Regions from separate parts of the Homo sapiens genome. Here region 2 is linked to region 1. A link is an interaction called in ENCODE POLR2A ChIA-PET data of the cell type or tissue named here. Cell type or tissue: PC-9. All regions are shown on one strand. Links, peaks and the distances in the headings refer to the core of each region. The heading gives the core; the rest is flanking DNA.

Evidence for each region. ChIA-PET counts read pairs that join two places held together with the same protein. Peaks named below come from ENCODE experiments on the same cell type or tissue, not always from the same donor. Only the 100,000 strongest peaks of a DNase experiment are listed, where the experiment ranks them.
Region 2: POLR2A ChIA-PET joins it to region 1 with 6 read pairs; 2 of 35 experiments call an interaction of 5 or more read pairs at or near these places.

Annotation. Positions count from the first base shown.
Region 1 is chr2:16,668,547-16,674,430 of GRCh38, reverse strand. No RefSeq gene overlaps it. Among named protein-coding and RNA genes, the nearest start is that of CYRIA, 5.7 kb to the right of the region's middle. In PC-9, for the core only: no CTCF peak of the experiment used is centred there; a DNase peak (open chromatin) is centred at 2,550; H3K27ac peaks cover 508 bases.
Region 2 is chr2:16,576,192-16,582,075 of GRCh38, reverse strand. The region is part of intron 3 of CYRIA (CYFIP related Rac1 interactor A); the gene reads left to right. Among named protein-coding and RNA genes, the nearest start is that of CYRIA, 87 kb to the left of the region's middle. In PC-9, for the core only: no CTCF peak of the experiment used is centred there; no DNase peak of the experiment used is centred there.

The DNA of each region.
Region 1 (5,884 bases), core at 268-5,267:
TTCTCTCCCACTAACAGATGGGAAGCAGTTTGATGGAGTTTATCAGAGGAAGCAGCTGCCATCCTACATGAGTGACACTAATGAGACAGGTGAAATATTCAAGAGCCCAAGACTGTCTTCAAGAAACTACTGCAGCTCTGGCAGGGTCATAGTGGGCTTGCCTGTAGGTTTGTCTTCTGCTCTAAAAATAGACTGTGTAAATACTATTTTTTATAATGATGATGACTATTATTTAGAGCTTGCCCCAGCCTCCAGGCAAATGTCCCAGGAAGAACAAAAGGACGCTTAGTATAATTAAAACAAAGAAAATGTAGAGGTGTTGGCATGTGAGAAAAGGAAGTGTTTCAACATCAGAAGCCAAGAACTATTTGTTGGATTTGATTAATAATCACTAATGTGGATTTTATTTTAAGATCACACAACAGTGTGGAGTTTTGCTTTATTCATACACACACAAAAGCAGCCAAACAGCTCTATTTATGAAAAAGTTATTACATTGCCCTTCTGGGCTTGATTGTACTTTTCCAGAAATAATTTGAAAGGGCAATTTTTCTAATCTCTGGATCTTGAAGATTCAGGATCGGTGTAATTCAGATCAACTCAGCGGATATGAATTAAGTTTGGATTAGATGTCAATATTAAGTTTAAATTAAGTTTATATTAGATATTTAGATGTCAAACATTGAGAACACAAACATTGTGTGTTTTTGCGTGTATATATAATTTATAATTTTCAGGAGCCCAGGAAGTAATAGGCAGAATTAAAACACTGTGAGATACATTCTAGGAAGAGGAAATAGCAGGTATAAAAGCAGATAGAAGTGATAAAATATCTCAAGTTAAAGAGCAGAGAGAAATGCAGCAGAAAGAACAAGTAAAAGCAGATTATAATTTGGCCATATGAGTTCTGCAGAGAATGTAAGACTCTGGTCTAGTGTAATGGGGAGCCACTGAAGAGTTTCAATAAAGGGATTCCGTGATCATAGTTGTCTTTTGGAAAGGTCACTTGGGCTGCAGGATGGACAGCGAATTAGATAGGCTAGATATGAAGGCAGGGAGATCAGCCAGAAACCTGTTGAAATAACTGTGCTGAAAACTGATAAGGGGTTGATCTGGGCAGTGGCTGAAGGGGGGATAATAAAGAAGATATAATAAATATGAATTCTAAAGATAGCAAGTTTCCTCCAAGTATCACTATTCTAAGGCATTTCTCAAGTAGTTACAGGGTTAAAAGGCAAACACAATAGGCTGCAAACCATGAATATAGCCATTTATGTGGCTGTCGCATGTAGTAATGAGCATTTAAACATAAAATATTAATATAATATTAGCATAACTTACGAAGAAACTCTACAGAGTCAACCATTCTGTTTGATGATAATTTTAACACTGTGTTATTACTGAAATTGTATTTTTCAGCTGCCAAAGATTAGGATCAACTGACCTATGAAAAAGTATCAGTGGATCTGGACTTGAAACAGAAGTCACTTGTTGAAACTTTTCAAATAAGAGAGAAAGAAAGAGAGATAGAGACAGAGTGGATAATACGAAAGAAACCTGGCCTATGTCTGAATCAAACCTTCCCACTTGCTTGCTAATATTTTCTGAAAAGCAAAGAAAGTATTTGCAAAGGAAAAGAAGAAGATTGATTGTCCAAATAATTCAAGAATTGGTCCTAAACTATGAGTCATGACACCTGTATTTTAAGTTATTGGCTGTGGCTGTAACTCAGTTGATGACTTGAACAAGTCACATCAAGCCTTAATTTCCAGGCTATAAATGGGTATAGTCATAAGTGACCCCTACTTACCTGTTTGTGTAGCTGAATAGATGACTAGGATATGCCTGTTAAATGCTCTAAGCCTCTGCTCAAAGGCTCCCATATAGGTGTCATTACTTCATTGGCGGTGATTTTGGAGACTGTGAGCTTTGAAAGTGGTGAGTTTGAGTCCCCTAAAGGGGCAGACTCATTTTGTCAAAGGTGCCAACAATAGATGCAGTCAGCAATTTCTTGGGTTTACCTGGCCAGCCAAAGAATGAGATCAACTGACCTACAAAAAAATATCAGAAGATTTGGACTTATAAGAAAAAGAAGAAACATGCTGAGAGTCTGCAAATCAGAGAGAAAGAAAAAAGAGACAGAAAGAAAAGAAAAAAATTTGTGGGTGAAAATAACTATAATCACTTTTTAAACTTGGTAGCTGGGTAATACGATTTGAATCTGTGTCCCCACCAAATCTCATGTCTAATTGTAATCTCCAGTGTTGGAGGTGGGGACTGGTGAGAGGTGATTAGATCATGAGGGCAGGGCTCTCATGAATGGTTTAGCCCCATCCCCTCTGTGCTGCTCCCATGATAGTGAGTGAGTAACTTCTCAGGAGATCTGGATGTTTTAAAAATGGGTAACACCTCCTTCACTTTCTCTCTTACTTTTTCTCTGTCCATGTAAGACATGCCTGCCTCCCTTTCACCTTCAGCCATGGTTGTAAGTTTGCTGAGGCCTCCCCAGAAGCTGGGCAGATGGCCAACATCATGCTTCCTGTACAGCCTGCAGAACTGTGAGCCAGTTAAACCTCTTTTCTTTATAAATTACCCAGTCTCAGGTATTTCTGTGTAGCAATGTGAAAACAACTAATACGCTGGGTTACATCAGGCACTGGGCTAGCTACTCATTAATTGTCTGCACATTCATGATCTTAGTAATATTTCTATCTAGCACAGAGTAGGCCCTCAATAAACATTAGTTGCATAAACAACTCCTTGTGGCAAGTCCTGTTACAATCATTTTATTTATGAATGTGAGAAACAAGACTGAGGGCAATTAAATAACCTGCTCAAAGTCAACTGCTGTTAGGTGTGAGGAGGGGCCCAGATTTACATCTGGACCACAATGCCAAGTTCCTACATGGTTCCTCTAACTTCCCTGCCTCCACTTTCCTTCCCTATTATCACTGTGTCACCAGCGACCCTTACAGTTCCTGGGCTATGTAATTTTTCTTCATTGTTGGCTGTCATTTGACTCTGTTTTTCCAGATCCTGAGAATTCATCCCCCACTTCTCTTTTTGGGGGAGAAAGGTGGATGGTGCTGTTTATACTCTTCCCCACCTTGGAAGTCAACATATGTATTATCCAGATTTGATACATATCAGAAATCTACTCTAAATAGAATGCTCTTTACATCCAGCATTGGGGGCTCTTGTCAAACAACTGGCAGGAACCAAGTCAGGTCTTTGACATTCATATGGGGGAAGAACCCACAACATTCTTTCTGCTTTATTAATGTAAGTTTATAAATTGTTGGTAAAAACCTAAAGAAATGCAAGGCCAGATTAAATGATTCACTCAGTCAATTGGCATTTGTTAAATATTAATTTTTTAATGTATCAGGTGCTCTTCCAGGTGTTGAAGAGATACAAAGACCAATAATAAAGCATAAATCCTGGCCTCAAAGAGCTCATAGTCTATTTGGGAGGCACATAGAGTTGCTGTTCACTCTTAGAAGATTCTATATTTGTGATATTGCCTACTCGTTAAAATTTATTCATAACCCCAAAATCTATACTCTTATTGATTTTGTGATCTCTAGACATGCACCAAGCATGAAACACTTGAGGCACCCAGACATGCATGTTCCAAGCTGAGGTCCAACAAGACCGTGTTCTGCCTTCCTGTTTCAGCTTTCATACAGTGTCCTTTTTGTGATCTATTTAGTGCTACACTTCTTTCACATTTTTGTACTTGTTGACAGTGATTTCACCATTTAAAATGACCTCTGGGGGCAAGGCATGGTGGTGCACGCCTGTAATCCCAGCACTTTGGGACGCCGAGGTGGGCGGATCACAACGTCAAGAGATCGAGACCATCCTGGCCAACATGGTGAAACCGCGTCTCTACTAGAAATAGAAAAAAGTTAGCTGGGCATGGTGGTGCACACCTGTAGTCCCAGTTACTCTGGAGCCTGAGGCAGTAGAATCGCTTGAACCTGGGAGGCAGAGATTGCAGTGAGCCGAGATCACACCACTGCACTCCAGCCTGGCAACAGAGTGAGACTCCATCTTAAAAAAAAAGACCTCTGAGCACAGTGCTGAAGTGTCATCTAGTGTTTCTAAGCACAAGAAGGCTGTGAAGTTCCTTACAGAGAAAATACATGTGTTAAATAAACTTCGTTCAGGCATGAGTTATAGGGCTGTTGACCATGAGTTCAATATTAATGAGTCAATATTGTACATTAAATAAAGTATCTTTAAACAGAAACACACATAAAGCAAGGTTATGTGTTGATTAGTTGACAAATATGTGACCAAAGCCTTGCAGGAACTTAACCCTACATTTCCCCAAGAAGCTATCGCTCAGCATTTATTCAGTGTTTAAGATGACTTTATAGAATATAGCTACTGCACATAAAAAGAATCAACTGTTTAGAAACTTATCCAATCATCACAGCTTGGTGAGTGCTCCTGTAGACGTGTGAGTGCTATTCTTTGGAAGCGCACAGGAAAGATCAATCGACTTGGTCTTGGAGAGTTGAAGGAGTCATTATAGAGGGGTTGCTTTTGAATCAGGTTTCAAAATAATGAGTAGAAACTCAAAGAATGGACCAAGTGGAAAGGTCATTCAAGACAGTGGCGAATCGTGTGCAGAGGAAGGAAGGTCTGAAAGAGCCTGACATGCTCAGTGATTAAAAAGCAAGTAAAGTCAGAGTGCTTAAGTCGTGTGCTCCAACTCAGCCACAGGCAAGGGTTTCCAGCCATTACAAAGTTTCTCTACACAGTTTGGGCTGTGATTTTTGCAACAAGGAAGTGTGCTTCATGTCAGCTGTGAAAATTGGCTCAATGTTCATAATCAAATCTATTATGCTCCCTCTGAAGCCTAGTCCATGTTTCCGTAGAAACCCCTAGTTACATAAAGGGGCCCCGGCCAGCAATTGGCAAGAAAACCCACCACCTTTGTAAGACATTATAGTAATGCCAGGGAGAAAACATTATATAATTTCTGCTGGAGATTAGTGGGCTTGGAGGGCAAAAATAAAGATTCATTCCTTGCAGAGCAGTAAGCAGAGAGCACTACAGGGCCTCATGACACAGGATCCCTCCGTCTCCCTGCCATGTCCTTATCTATGAATTAACCCACTAGCCAGTGGGTTAATAAGCACTTTAACACAGTTTGTAATGAGCACTTCCTACATGCTCAGTCCAATTCAAGGCACCACGAGGCCACAAACACACACACACACACACAACACTTCACATATTTTTTCTTTCACAGCTACAAAGCAGTTTATAATAGCCTTCACATCACCCTTCTTAGGTAGATTTTATTACTCCAATTTTATGGAAGAGGAAACAAAAACACCAAATGATAAAGTATCCAGTGAGTGGCAGAATTAGGATTTATGTTTGGCTTTGACTTCAAATCTATGGTTTCATCTGTGTCTCGGGAAAAAAAAAAAAAAGTCCCTGTCCTTGAGAAGCTTGTGCATGTGAAAAGTCCTGCATGCCACTCCTGAGAAACAGCTGTCACAAGTGATGTGTCAGAGGAGTAAGTGGCTCAGACTGTCAATTTTATAGAAATATTCAGAGGACAGAAGTTTGAGCCCAAAGTATCACACTGTCTCCAAGGCGCATCACTAGCATCGGAAGAAATAATTTTTGGTAGCTGAGATGGCAGAGGTAGGTATGTCAGCAAAAGTCCAGAAGCAGAAAGGATCCTTTGAAGAGACAAGGGAGTCAGGTGGTAAAGGGAAGTTGCTGAGGGATTTAGAGAGAATGTTTCACATGCCCTTGGATACGTCTCAGTGGGTGGAGAGGAGCCCTGGATAGAATCAACCTTCTGGGGCTTACCATTTTCACTGCTGCCTTCTCTTCTTTCTCCATTCACTGTTGC
Region 2 (5,884 bases), core at 457-5,456, 93 kb after region 1:
CCCCTTCCCAGGCAGTCTACCTACCAGACCCCAAAAACAGCTACTGATCAGGTCTGACTTACATTGTAAAAGTCTAATTTAGCTAATCTATAAGTTTTTTAAGTTCATATAAATAGAATCATACAGAATATGCTTTTTTGTATGTTTTTCACTCAATATAATGTTTTTGACATCCAGCCATGTCATTACATGTATCAATAGTTTATTTCCTTTTTGTTATTGAATACTCTTCTGTTGTATGACAATTCGTTTTCATTTTCCTGTTGATGATCATATGGGCTATTTCCCGTTTGGGGCTATAATTAGTAATTGTGCTATAAACATTCTTGTAGAATATTTGTGGGCATTATATTCCTTGGGTAAATACCTAGGAGTGGAATTCCTCGGTGATAGAGTAGTTCTATGTAACTTTTCAAGAAACCAAAGCAACACAATATACCCTTGTAAAAAACTTATACATAGCATATGTACCCACTGGATCTAAAATAAAAATTAAAATAATAATAAACATGCTTATACATACAAAAAAAAAAGAAACTGTGAAACAGCTTTCCAAATGAGATGTGCTATTTTACATTCCTGCCAATAACTAAGCAACTCCAAGTGTTCCACATCTTCTCCAACATTTGGTATTGTCAGTCATTTTCCTGTTAGCTGTTCTAGCAGTGGTGGGGTAGCATCCCATGGTGTTTTTAATTTGCATTTCCATAATAACTGACAGTGTTGAGCTCTTTTTCATGTGCTTATTGTATAGTTGCTTATCTATTTAAGAAAATATCTTGTCATGTCTTTTGCCTAGTTTTAATTAGGTTGTTCGTCTTTGTATTGGTAAATTGTAGGAATTCTTTATTGTACTTTGTATACATGTGTTTTGTAAGCTATATCTTGCAAATATTTTTACCTAGTAGGCTTACCTACTTATTTTCTTATTGATATCTTTTCATGAATGGAAGTTTCAAATTTTGATGAAGTACAGTTTATAATTTTTAAATTTTATGCTAAGCACTTTCTGTATTCTAAGAAATTATGACCTATACCAAGGTCACAAAGATATTTTGCTTTGTTTTCTTCTGAAAGCTGTATTGTTTTAAGCTTTACATTTAGATCAGTGACTGATCTTCAACTAATTTTTGCATATGTTGTGAGAAAGGTATTAGGTTTATTATTTTTTCATAGTCCATAATATTGTAGTAGCACAGGTGGATTGCTTTAATGTCCATTTTGTAAATTTGCTAATTGTAATATGTGTGATATGGGCTACTTCAGGACTCTCTGTTTTCTCTGATTACTCTATTGATCTACCTTCTCACCAATTAATACCAAATATAACAAACAATAGGTCTTAGAGTCAAGAAAGAGTAAGTCTTTTAACTCTTTTGGAAGACTGTTTTGGCTATTCTAACTCCTTTACTTTTCTAAGTAAATTTTCTAATTAGTCCTTAGTTTCTACAATAAAAAATTCTACTGGGATATTGATTATAATTGCATCAAATCTATGGAACAATTAGGGGAGAATTGCCATGTGTGTAATATTGATTTTTCCTATCTGTGAATATAGCACATCTTTCCTTTTATTTATATATCATTTAATTTTACTCATTAATAGTTTACAGTTTTTAATATAAAAGTGCTGCCCATCTTTTGTCAAATATACCCCTAAGCATTTTATATTTTGATTATACCAGCTTTTTTATGGTTAGTGTTTAACATGGTATATATTTTCCCATTCTTTTGCTTTCATCCGTTTATGTCTTTATCAATATAGTGTGTTTCTTGTAAACAACATATAGCTGGTCCTAGCTTTTTCATCCAGGCTGATAATATCTGCCTTTTAGGCTGAGCACAGTGGCTCATACCACCATACCTTTGGGAGGCTGAGGCTGGCAGATTGCTTGAGCTCAGGAGTTCAAGGCCAGTCTGGGCAACAAAGCGAGACCTCATCTCTACAAAAAATACAAAAATTAATTAGGCATGGTGGCATGCACCTGTAGTCCCAGCTACTCAGGAGGCTGAGGCAGGAGGATTGCTCGAGGCCAGGAGGTGGAGGCTGCAGTGATCTGAGATCACACCACTGCAGTTCAGTCTGGATGCTAGAGTGAGACCCTGTCTCAAAAAAAAAAAAACTTCCTTTTAATTGAATACTTAGTCCATTTACATTTAATTAATGTTTACATATATGTTTAATTAATGTTTGTATTTGAGCTTAGTATTTGAGTCAATACAATTAATTATTGTATTGCATTAATCAATGTTTATATTTGAGTCTATCTTGGTGTTATGTCTATTTGTCATATTTGCCTTCTTTTTTTCTTCATGTTTTTCTGATAAATCAAACTGTTTGGGATACTCTATTTTGGTACTGTATTTTGTCTTTTCTGTTGACTTTTTAGTTGTGTCACTTTTTGCTTGCTTTAGAGATTATAATATAGACGATTGTGATCTGCCTTCAAAATCTATTCTTTACATAGTAAAGAAATTAAGAACTTATCACAGTATACCTGCAAATTAACACCTTTTCACTTTGTGCTTTTGTTATGTATTTTGCTTCTATATATGCCATAAGCTTCTCAATGAAATGTGTTTTTTTATTTTAAATTGTCAATTATCATTTAAGAGAGAGAGAGAGCGAGTGTGTGTGTGTGTGTGTGTGTGTGTGCATGTGCATGTGATTTTAATAAGGCCTTCATATTTACTTGCATATGTATTTACTTGTTCTGGTGTTCTTCATTCCTTCTCACATAACAAGGTCTCTCTGGTGTCATTTTATCCAAGTCTAAAAAACTTATTTTAATGTTTCTTTTAGTTCAAGTCTATTAGAAACAAATTCTTTGAGCTTTTATCTGTCTAAATATATTGCTATCTAACTTTCATTTTTAAAGGATACTTACATAGAGTTCTAGATCCACAGGTTTGGGGGATTTTGGAGTTGCAGTTATTGTTTGCTTTGTTTTTCTTAAAGCACTTGAAAGAAGTGATCCCATTGTCTTCTGGCTTTCATTGTTTCTGATGAGAAGCCATTTTTATCATTGCTCCCCTAGATGTAATATGCTTTTCTCTGGCTGCTGTCAATAATTTATCTTTATTTTTGTTTTGTAGTAGTTTCACTATGATGTGCCTGGGTATGTTTTCTTTGTAATTATCCTGTTTATGGTTCTCTAAGTTTCCTGGATCTATGAATTAATACCTGTCATTAATTTTGAACATTCTTGCTTATTATCTTTTCAAATGTCTTTTTCTGTTTTCTTCTTCTTCTTCTTCTTCTGGGACACCAATTATATAAGTAAGGTGATTTGACATTGCTTCACAGATCTCAGATACTCTGTTCTATTTTTTAAATTCTTTTTTTCTTTGTATACAGTTTGTATAATTTTTATTGGTCTGTCTTCAAGTTTACTGATACTTTCTACTAATGATAAATGTATCAAGGAGCTTATCATTAGTAGAAACCATCTAATGTGGAATTTTTCATTTTTAGCATTTCCCTTTTCAATGGCAAAAACAGCAATTACTTTTGCACCAACCTAATAAATAGTCTCAAAGGATTTTCTGAAATTTTCCATTTTTACCATACATTATTCAACATTATAGATTCTTTAACATATTTTTATAGTTATTTTAGGATCCTCGTCTGTACATTTCAACCTCTGGACTATCTCTAGACTCTATTATTAATCTTTACTTTTCTGGTGATATTTTCTTGCTTTGTGTTTGTTAATTTTTTTCCTTTGCTTTTTTTGAACAAATGCCAGGCAGCAGAACAGTGATGACTGATGTGAATAATACGTGCACTCAGAAAATCACATGCCTTTTCTTCTGTCAGTCCACTAGTGGGGTTGAGTCCATCCAATCTGGATCTGGGCTACACTGTTGCTTGTTATACGTGGTTCACTGTAAATTTCAGATTTGAGGGAAGGATCAAAGCAGGCCCTTTACCAGAGCTGGGGATCTGAAGAGTTTGTCTCAGTTTTCCTGTCACATCTTCAGGCTTCAGAAGGCCCTCCAGAACACCTGATTCTCAGGATGGCGTTTCTCAACCTCCTTGGCCTCACCAGGCAGACAGTTGTTCTTTACTTACTGGAGAGTGGCTGGTGGCTTTCTCTTCATTTTTCTGCTCTGTCTACCACAGCAGGCCTGGCATGGTGGGCCCTAGAGGGCACCTTCCCAATGCTCCTCCCCTCCCGCAGTCATAGATGGCCACACTTCACCCTTAGATAAGACTGAGAGTGTAGGAGCATTTCTCTTGTGTATCTTCCCCTGACCCAGAGGGTTTCTGTCTTAAAATCTTTTTTCCTTTCTTGTTCTCAACTTCTTTTGTTAGCACTTGGTGAAGGTTCATGGAAGAGACTTTGCAGGCTGACATAGACTGTCCTTCTGCCTGGAGCTCCCAGGGCCTCTCAGCTTTCATGACACTTCACACTCTTCTTTTTACAGTGTGTGAAGATGTCAGCTATTTTCTTGTTACCTGCATTTATGGCAGCTTTCTCCTTTTACCATTTCTCTGTCAAACTTGAAATCACCTGTGGTGTCATATCTCCTAGGAAAGTCTTGTCACCTTATGGATTATAATTCATTAAAGACTTTTGCAACCTCAACTTTCTTATAGTCAAAAATAACAAGGATTTTGTAGAGTATCTAACTTGTTTTCTTGTTAGGGTGAGCGCAATATTCTTTGTGAATTTTACTTCTTTTTAAAAAATATGAAAATGTGTTACATATTTATATCTAAATGTGTTACAGATATATATCTAAATTAACATTATTTTGTATCATCTAATATATAGTATGTATAGATATTTCTCTGATTTTCTCAAATGGCATTTAATAGGTTTTTTTACCTTAATAAGAATTGAAATGAATTCACAAAATATATTGGATTATGTTTCTTTTCTTTTTTATTATGGTAAGAAGACTTACCATGAGATCTACCCTCTGATCAGATTTTAAGTGTATAATACAGTATTTTTAACTGTAGGCAAGTTGTTGTAGCATAGATCTCTAGAACTTATTTATCTTGCATAATGGAAACTTTATACCCATTGATTAGCAACTACTCATTTTCCCTTCCCCATGCCCAGGAAACCACCATTCCACTCTCTGTTTCTATGACTTTGACTCCTTGAAGTACCTCATGTAAGTGGAATCATGCAGTTTGTGTTTTGCTGTTACTTGTTTATTTTGCTTAGCATAATATCCTCAAGGTTCATTCACGTTGTTGCATATGGCAGGATTTCCTTCTTTTTTTAAGACTGAATAATATTCCATTGTATGTATAGTCTACATTTCCTTTATCTGTTTATTTTAAATGGAAACAACTCAATACTTTTGGTTCAATTTTTCACATTATCATAAAAGGGGTATTCTACGTGCTAAGCTTCTGCTAGTCGTGGTGTGAATAGCTGCAAGTTTACACTCTACTGGAGGAGGCAGACATAATGACCAACATCAATAATGCAATATTGGTAAATGCTGTAGCAGGGACACGACCTGTGCTCCAGGATTCATAGGAGAGAATAACTAATTTGATCTGAGAAAAGATAGAAGAGACAGTTGCAGGAGGACAATCCTGGGAAGATTTCCAAGACAGGGTGAAATAATAGCTTCGACGATGCCATATTTTACATCTTCCTTTCTGAGAAACTTTCTTAGCTTCCACTTACGTTGTTCCTGAAAAAAGTCTCTATATTCAATGCCATTTAGCTCTCACTGCATGATGACTTTTATTATACTGTTTTACTAAATTGTTACTGATAGTTCGTAACTTTCACTTTAGGATGTCAGTCTTATTTTATTAATTACTTCATCCTCCGCATCACCTGTCACTGTGGTAGGCATATAACAAGTACCCAATAAATGCTTTCTGAATCTAATGATCCTGTCCTCACCC